2 separate regions of the Homo sapiens genome follow, and region 2 is linked to region 1. Evidence: read pairs that join two places in POLR2A ChIA-PET (ENCODE). Cell type or tissue: HCT116. All regions are shown on one strand. Region 1 has its middle 21 kb from the start of SLC25A30. Region 2 overlaps COG3 (component of oligomeric golgi complex 3).

The links. ChIA-PET counts read pairs that join two places held together with the same protein. Peaks named below come from ENCODE experiments on the same cell type or tissue, not always from the same donor. Only the 100,000 strongest peaks of a DNase experiment are listed, where the experiment ranks them.
Region 2: POLR2A ChIA-PET joins it to region 1 with 5 read pairs; 3 of 35 experiments call an interaction of 5 or more read pairs at or near these places.

The regions. Positions count from the first base shown.
Region 1 is chr13:45,437,377-45,441,376 of GRCh38, forward strand. No RefSeq gene overlaps it. Among named protein-coding and RNA genes, the nearest start is that of SLC25A30, 21 kb to the left of the region's middle. In HCT116, no CTCF peak of the experiment used is centred here; no DNase peak of the experiment used is centred here.
Region 2 is chr13:45,499,325-45,503,324 of GRCh38, forward strand. It overlaps COG3 (component of oligomeric golgi complex 3), which reads left to right. Exons shown (of 23, transcript NM_031431.4): 14 at 3,920-4,000. Among named protein-coding and RNA genes, the nearest start is that of COG3, 36 kb to the left of the region's middle. In HCT116, no CTCF peak of the experiment used is centred here; a DNase peak (open chromatin) is centred at 1,617; H3K27ac peaks cover 1,325 bases.

The DNA of each region.
Region 1 (4,000 bases):
TTTATTTCCCTATGTAGCCTTATAATTGGCCTTCATTCATGGAAATAACCTGAGGATGTGCCTGCTCCTTGAAACCCTGAAAAATCTAATTTACATCTAAATGCCACAAAAGGAAGCCACTGAAAGGATTCTGGTCACATCTTCCTTCCTTAATGAAGGATTGGTGGGGACTCTCCAGAAGCCATTGGTAGAGCAGCTTATTTCTAATCCTCCTCTGTTGTGCCACCCTCCACTATGGAAGCTGAAAATGTTAAATACTTCTTTCCCGGCTGGGCGCGGTGGCTCACACCTGTAATCCCAGCACTTTGGGAGGCCGAGGCGGGAGGATCACGAGGTCAGGAGATGGAGACCATCCTGGACAACATGGTGAAACCCCATCTCTACTAAAAATACAAAAATTAGCTGGGCGTGGTGGCATGTGCCTGTAATCCCAGTTACTCGGGAGGCTGAGGCAGGAGAATCACTTGAACTAGGGAGTCAGAGGTTGCGGTGAGCCAAGATCGCACCACTGCACTCCAGCCTGGCAACAGAGTGAGACTCCATCTCAAAAACAAAACAAAACAAAACAAAACAAAACAAAACAAAAAAACTTCTTTCCCAGCCTTTCTTGCAGCTAAGCATGGCCAAGTGACAAGTTCTGTCCAACGAGACAAACATGAAACTCTTGGGCAGCATAAGGAGGAGTGTTTGAGAAAGGCTTTACTTCTGTACAAAGAGAACAGGCCCAGGAGCAGTGGTCACTGGCACTGCCCCTTCCCCATTCTCGTGCCTTGAATACAAACATGGTACGTGCAGCTGTGGCCACAGTCTCACTCTCACAAAGTGACAAGCATGTTAACAAAAGGCCCACATGCTAAGAAAGGCAGGACCGAAAGAGAGAAAGAGTCAGGGTCTTATTGACATTGTCAGGCAGCTAAACCAACTTTCTACCCCCAGGCTTCTTGTTTCTTGAGAAAAAGACCACTTTAACTTGGTATCACTGCTTATGGTTTTCCTAACTGATAACACTGCATATGTAAAACTAATCACAAAATGTGCATCATAGACTGGGTGCAGTGGCTCACACCTGTAATCCCAGCACTTTGGGAGGCCGAGGCAGGTGGATCACTTCAGGCAAGAAGTTCGAGACCAGCCTGATCATCATGGTGAAACCCCGTCTCTACTAAAAATACAAAAATTAGCCAGGCATGGTGGTGGGTGCCTGTAATCCCAGCTACTCAGCTACTCAAAAAAAAAAAAAAAAAAAAAAAACACACACAAACAAAAAAAAACACGGGAGACACCTCCTGAGATGGAAGCCACTGCACTCCAGCCTGGGCTACATAAAAAAAAAAATGTATCATAGATTTATAACTTATTTAAGTAAACTTTTAAGCAAATCACACGTTAGTGATTCCACAGCAGGATTCAGTCACTCCGACTATTTCTTGTACAACCTCAAGTGGTTTTCTTTGGTGTTTTTTTTTGTTTTTTGAGACGGAGTCTCGCTCTGTCGCCCAGGCTGGAGTGCAGTGGTGCAATCTCAGCTCACTGCAACCTCTGCCTCCCAAGTTCAAGCGATTCTCCTGCCTCAGCCTCCTGAATAGCTGGGATTACAGGCATGCGCCACCACGCCCAGCTAGTTTTTGTATTTTTAGTAGAGACAGGGTTTCGCCGTTTTGGCCAGGATGGTATCAAACTCCTGACCTCAGATTATCCACCCACCTCAGCCTCCCAAAGGGCTGGGATTACAGGCATGAGCCACCACGCCCAACCACAAGTTTTAAAACCACTTTGGGTTTTAAGGTGAGTCCTGTGAGGGCCTCTGCATATGCCAGTGTCCAGGCTCTGCAGACATGCCGGAAAGAGAATGCTTTCTGTTTGACTGTGCCTCCTCTTACACAGACACTACTCATGTGCATTGTTGTGGATGGCTGCATGCAGTAAGAGTATAAAGACCTCACTCAAATACACAATTAAGCACACTTTATATTGCTCATGTGAAAGGGAGCTACTATAGAATCAAGGCAGCCCTGCATGAAATTGTTAGGGGATGATTTGCGACAATACGGACGGACCTAAAGGACATTATGCTAGGTGAAATGAGTCAGTCACAGAAGCTTACATGAGGACTTTAAAATAATCAAACTTAGAGAAGCAGAAAATACAATGGAGGTTGCCAGAGGATGGAGGAAATGGGGAGTTTTTCAATGGGTATGAAGCTACAGTTATATAAGATGATTAAGATCTAGACATCTGCTGTATAACATAGTGCCTATTGTTAACAATATACCATGTTGTACACTTAAAAATGTGTTAAGAGGGTAGATTTCATGTTAAGTGTTCTTCCTCGCATACACACACACAAAAAGGCAGACAAAGGGGCACAACGAAACTTTTGGAGATGATGAACTTATTTGTTACCTTGATTGTGGCAATGATATCATAGGTATATGTGCATTATAACCAAAGTCATCAAATTTTATACATTTAAATATGTGCAATTTTTTGTATATCATTTATACTTCAATAAAGCTATCAAAAAATTAAAGCATTGTAAGTTAAAGAAAAAGAAAAGAAAAGGCTGGGCATGGTGACTCACACTGTAAAACTGTAATCCTAGCACCTTGGGGGTTCAAGGCGGGTGGATTGTTTGAGCCCAGGAGTCGGAGACCAGCCTGGGCAACATGGTGAAACCCTGTCTCTACAAAAAAAAAAAAAAAAACATACAAAAATTAGCTGGGCATGGTGGCACACACCCTGTGGTCTCAGCTACTCAGGAGACTGAGGTAGGAGGATCACTTGAGGCCAGGAGGTTGAGGCTACAGTGAGCTGAGATCACACCACTGTACTCCCCCTGAAAAAAAAAAAAGGAAGAAAGACAGGAAGGAAGGAAGGACGGAAGAAGGAAAGAAGGAAGGAAGGAAGGAAGGATGGAAGGAACCCTGTACAGAATCTAATATGGACAACATACATCATGTAAAAAAAATTAGGGGATGGTTGTTAGAGAAATACATAGCCACACATATATTAAATGTCTTCCCAAAATGCTCAATGTATTTATGACCTAAAGAGCTGATACTTAGCTAACCCACATAACAGGAGCTCTAAATAGAACAGACACTCAGCCAGTGCCGGTTAACTAACAAATTCCTCTGCAGAACGGCAGCTCAAGAAGCAGATGCATTTCACCCTCGTGCTTATGTTGGCACTGATAACAATGTCCTGCTGGGTTTCTCTCCTCATCATGTCCTTCCCCACAGGTCAAGGCCAGTTCTCAGTTAATGGTTTGAGTCACAAGGACATGCAGTCCTCTTAGAGTGGACAAATGCCAAACTTGCTCTATCAACACCACAGAAGGATTTTTCAATGGCTAGAGGTCTCTATATGACCAGGAACTCCTAGCCTTAATATAGACTTTCCAATAGCCTAGGAAAAATTCTACAACCAGAGATGCAAGTACTCACATTACCACCATCACCCTTTCACCTACTTACCTAAAAAGGGATAACTAGACCTTGGCTGGGGCTTATTGATATAGGCCACAGAGTACCCTCTGTACCTTGACAGTCTATTTCCCAGATGTAATGCAATGTCCACATAAATAAACAGAATAACTCTGTCCCCAAATATGTTTCCTTTAATCAAAGTTCACTGAAAAACAAAAACTAAGGATGATTTAACAAAATAGTTTGTATGTGTTCATTGTCCTCTTTCCATTTATACTAAAAAGATAAGAAGGCTGAGTGCAGTGGCTCACGCTTGTAATCCCAGCACTTTGTGGGGGCTAAGGCAGGTGGATCACCAGAGGTCAGAAGTTTGAGACCAGCCTGGTCAACATGGTGAAACCCTGTCTCTACTAAAAATACAAAAATTAGCCGGGTGTGGTGGTGGGCACCTGTAGTCCCAGCTACTCTGGAGGCTGAGGCAGAAGAATCTCTTGAACCCAGGAGGCAGAGGTTGCAGTGAGCCGAGATTGCGCCATCGCACTCCAGCCTGGGCAACAAAAGTGAAACTCTCT
Region 2 (4,000 bases), 62 kb after region 1:
CTTAATTCAAGATTTTTATACTACTTTTGTTCTTAGAATATATCCTACTAAGATATACAATGAGATTGCTGTCAGACGTTTGATTCTAAATATAGATCTGCAGATTTCAAATCTCTTTAGAGATTTTTGCCCATGTAAGTTTGCCATTTGCATGGCATAGGGGGAAATGTAAGAGTGAGATAGACCTGGGTTCAAATCCCAGCCCAGTTAGTAGCTCTTTCTTATTTTTTATTAGTATGTTTAATTATTTGTAAAACAGGCATAATACTGACCTTGGAGTATTGTTGTAAGAGTAAAGATAATGACCCAGAAAGCACTTAATGCTGGTAGTCATATGAGAGACAGTGGCTGTTGTAATTTATTTAACCCTTGAAATATTGAAAAACAGAATATTTGACTTTTTAAAAATAGTCTTGGCCAGGCACGGTGGCTTGCGCCTGTAATACTAGCACTGTGGGAGGCCAAGGTGGGCGAATCACTTGAGCCCAGTAGTTCAAGACCAGCCTGCACAACACAGTGAAACCCCATCTCTACAAAAAATACAAAAATGAGGCAGGCATGGTGGCGGCTGTAGTCCTAGCTACTCGGGAGGCAGAGGTGGGAGGATCACCTGAGCCCGGGAGATGGAGGCTGGGGTGAGCTGTCATTGTGCCACTGTACTCCAGCCTGGGTCACAGAGTGAGACACTGCCTTAAAAAAAAATATATATATATGTATGTGTGTGTGTGTGTGTGTGTGTGTGAGTGTGTGTGTGTGTGTGTGTGTGTGTGTATATATATATATATATATATAAAAAAGAGGCCTGATTATTTTATTTGAAAAATTCCAAAGGCAGTTTTGGTGCTGGTGAATTTAAAAAATGTCCCTTGAAATAATTTTGCTAAGTCATCATGTTTCTAACGTGTTTTAAAAAAATATAATCTTGAGAAATCTGTAAGCTATTAAATTTTTTAAAAATGTAATCTAATTTTTGCCAGGTCTAAACACTAATCTTGCTTAATTAGTTTATATAAGGAGTGCTGTAGACCTAAATATCTGTGGAAAATAGATTAAAGATAATTTCTTTCTAAGTGTATCCTGTATTCATCAGCATATCTTTTGTCACAAAGTGCCAATCTGTGTTGTTAAAGTTGTCAGATGTGGCTCAGATACTATCCTGTTTCTATTTAGACTGCTTTTCTTGGATGTCAAATGTCCTAATTTCTTTTATTTTTATTTTTAAAGTAGACTTTGTATTGTAAGATAGTTTGAGATTTACAGAAAAATTGAGAAGGTGGTACAGAGTTTTTATATACCCTGCACCCAGTTGCTCCTATTACCAAGATCTTCTGTTGGTATGATACATTTGCCACAATTAATGAACCAGTAGTGAGTCACTGGTATTTATTTACTAAGGTCCATAGTTTATTCAGATTTTCTTAGTGTTTTTCATGTCTTTTTCTATTCCAGGATCCCATTTACAACACCACGTTGCACTTAGTTTTTATGTCTTTTTAGGCTCCTTTTGTCTGTGACAGTTTTTCAGACTTTTCTTGTTTTCGATGACTTAGCAGTGTTGAGGACTGGTTTATAGTGTTGTCATGAGTATTTCAAGCTTTTTATACAATGCCCCTTTGTTGGAATTCGTCTGATGTTATCCTTATGATTAGACTAGTGTTTTGGGTTTTGGGGAGGAAAACCACAGTGGTGTAAAATGCCATTGTTATTACATCATATTAAGGGTACAGCCTTTCAACATGAATGTTCACTGTTGATATTGAACTTGACCATCTGGCTGAAGTAGTGTTGTCAGGTTTCACCACCGTGCAGTTACTCCTCTTCCCCACTTTCCACACTGTACTCTTTGGAAGGAAGTCCCATGTGTAACCCATGCTCAAGGAGTGGGTTGTGCTCTACCTTTTTTGAGGGCAAAGTATCTATGTAAATACTTGGAACTTCTCTGTAAGGGAGATTGGTCTCTTTTTCCAGTTTGTTGATTCAATCACTTACTGATGTCAGTGTGGACTTGGTCTCTTTTTCCAATTTGTTGATTCAATCACTTACTGATGTCAGTGTGGACTTAACGGATATTTATTCATACTTTGGGTTATAGTTCACTGGTACTTTATTTTGCTGCTCCAGCTTTCACCACTGGGAGCTCTTTCAGTTGGCTCCTATGTCCTTTTGACATACTCATTTATGTAGATTTTTTATTTTGAGAACTTTCTTATTTCCTGGCACTATAAGAACTTCAGGTGCATCAGTATATTTCCTGCTTCTCTCCTAGAATCGACCATTTCTTCAAGGAGTGCTGGTTCCTTTATTGAAGGATTGTATTAGAAAGAGATCTGGGCATTAGGTGTGCTCGTTGCTACAGGGGTATTGTTGCTTTTAAGCTCTCTCAGGTGCTGGCATAGAAATATGTGTGTGTACTAGATCATTCCTGTTGCTCCAAATCCTCACCAGCATTTTGACTTAACCTAATTCATTTCAATGCCTAGGTGGATAAATATGTAATAATAGGTATGTTCGTTTTAAAGTTAACAGGCTGGAAATATGTTCTTACCTGTTTTGAGGATGTTCTCCTAAACTTACATCTCTTCCTCTGACTTCTATTTAAACTTACTGCATTTTGGCTAGTTATATTAATTATTTATATGTTGTTACTTTTTAAATAATATACAGAATCAACCTTGCAGGGATCAGATCCCCTTGTAGGGCAGGCAGTGGGGGCTGTTTCTTTTCTGTGGTCCATAGCTGGAATTATCTTTATGTGTCTTGGTATTGCGGATAACAACAGGGAGCAGATGGGTGGTCCATTTGCAGGAGCTGCCTTGACTTTGAGGGCCACAAAGCAGGTATGATGAAGACTAGATCTGTTTCCCAGCCTGATCTAGTGAATGGTGCTCCCTCCTTTTCCTCCCGTCCTGGCCTTCATTAGGAGTATCAGTTTTTGTATTATAGATAAGAATGCCTGTTTTAATTGCTGTGTCTGATAGGATGTTAGGTGATAAAGTTTTCTATATGCTCCCTTCCCAGTGTAATTTAGTGGTATATTTGGTATGTTTATTCAGTCATTACATGGCCTGTATCCTGGATGCTCCCTTGTGTAGTAGACCTTTTGGCTTAAGGGTAACCACTTGCAGTAAATATGCTTACTGTGATTTTCTTTTGGTGAGGGACTGGGGTATAAGAGTGGTCTGGCTGTGACATCTGCATGCCGTTTAGGAATTAGCTGTACTTTCCAATTTCTGCACGTGGAATGAGTGGACTGGCCTATGTGGTAGGGAGTCTGTTTCCTAATCAATTCTCTGGCTATTAATTTTTTTTTTTAATTTCAATAGTTTTTTGGGTACAGGTGATTTTTGGTTACATGGATAAGTTGTTTAGTGGTGATTTCTGAGACTTTAGTGCACCTGTCACCCAAACAGTGTACACTGTACCCAATATGGAGTCTTTTATGCCTTACCTGCCTCCCAGTCTTTGCCCCGGAATTCCCAAAGTCCATTGTCTCATTTTTATGACTGGCCATTCTTTTTGACAGTAACTAAATGACTGTTAGGTCTTCATTTCTGTGTATTTCCACCTTTATAATTAATGCAAATTAGTGGGATTTTCATTACTAATTTAGTAGTTGGTGTCTCCTTTGTATACTGCATGATATTCTTTAGGCAGTGAGTCCATGCTAATTTTTAAAAAATATCTGTTTCAAAAATAGCATACTGTAGCTATTATCACATAAAGCAAAAACCTGTTATTTGGATTGGCCAGTTACTTGAACAAAAACATTTCTAATATTCAGAATGTATCCAGTCTTAAATCTGAATAGTTTCCAAATGTCAAGTTGAAAATATATATATATGTACTTTGTATAAAGAACATGTTCATGTTGCCAAACACTGCTGAAAACGGTAACATTCCTTCTGATTTCTTTATACAGCAGATTGCACAGAGTTTGAAAGATGAACAGAAGAAGGTACCTTCAGAAGCTTCATTTTCAGATGTTCACTTAGAAGAAGGA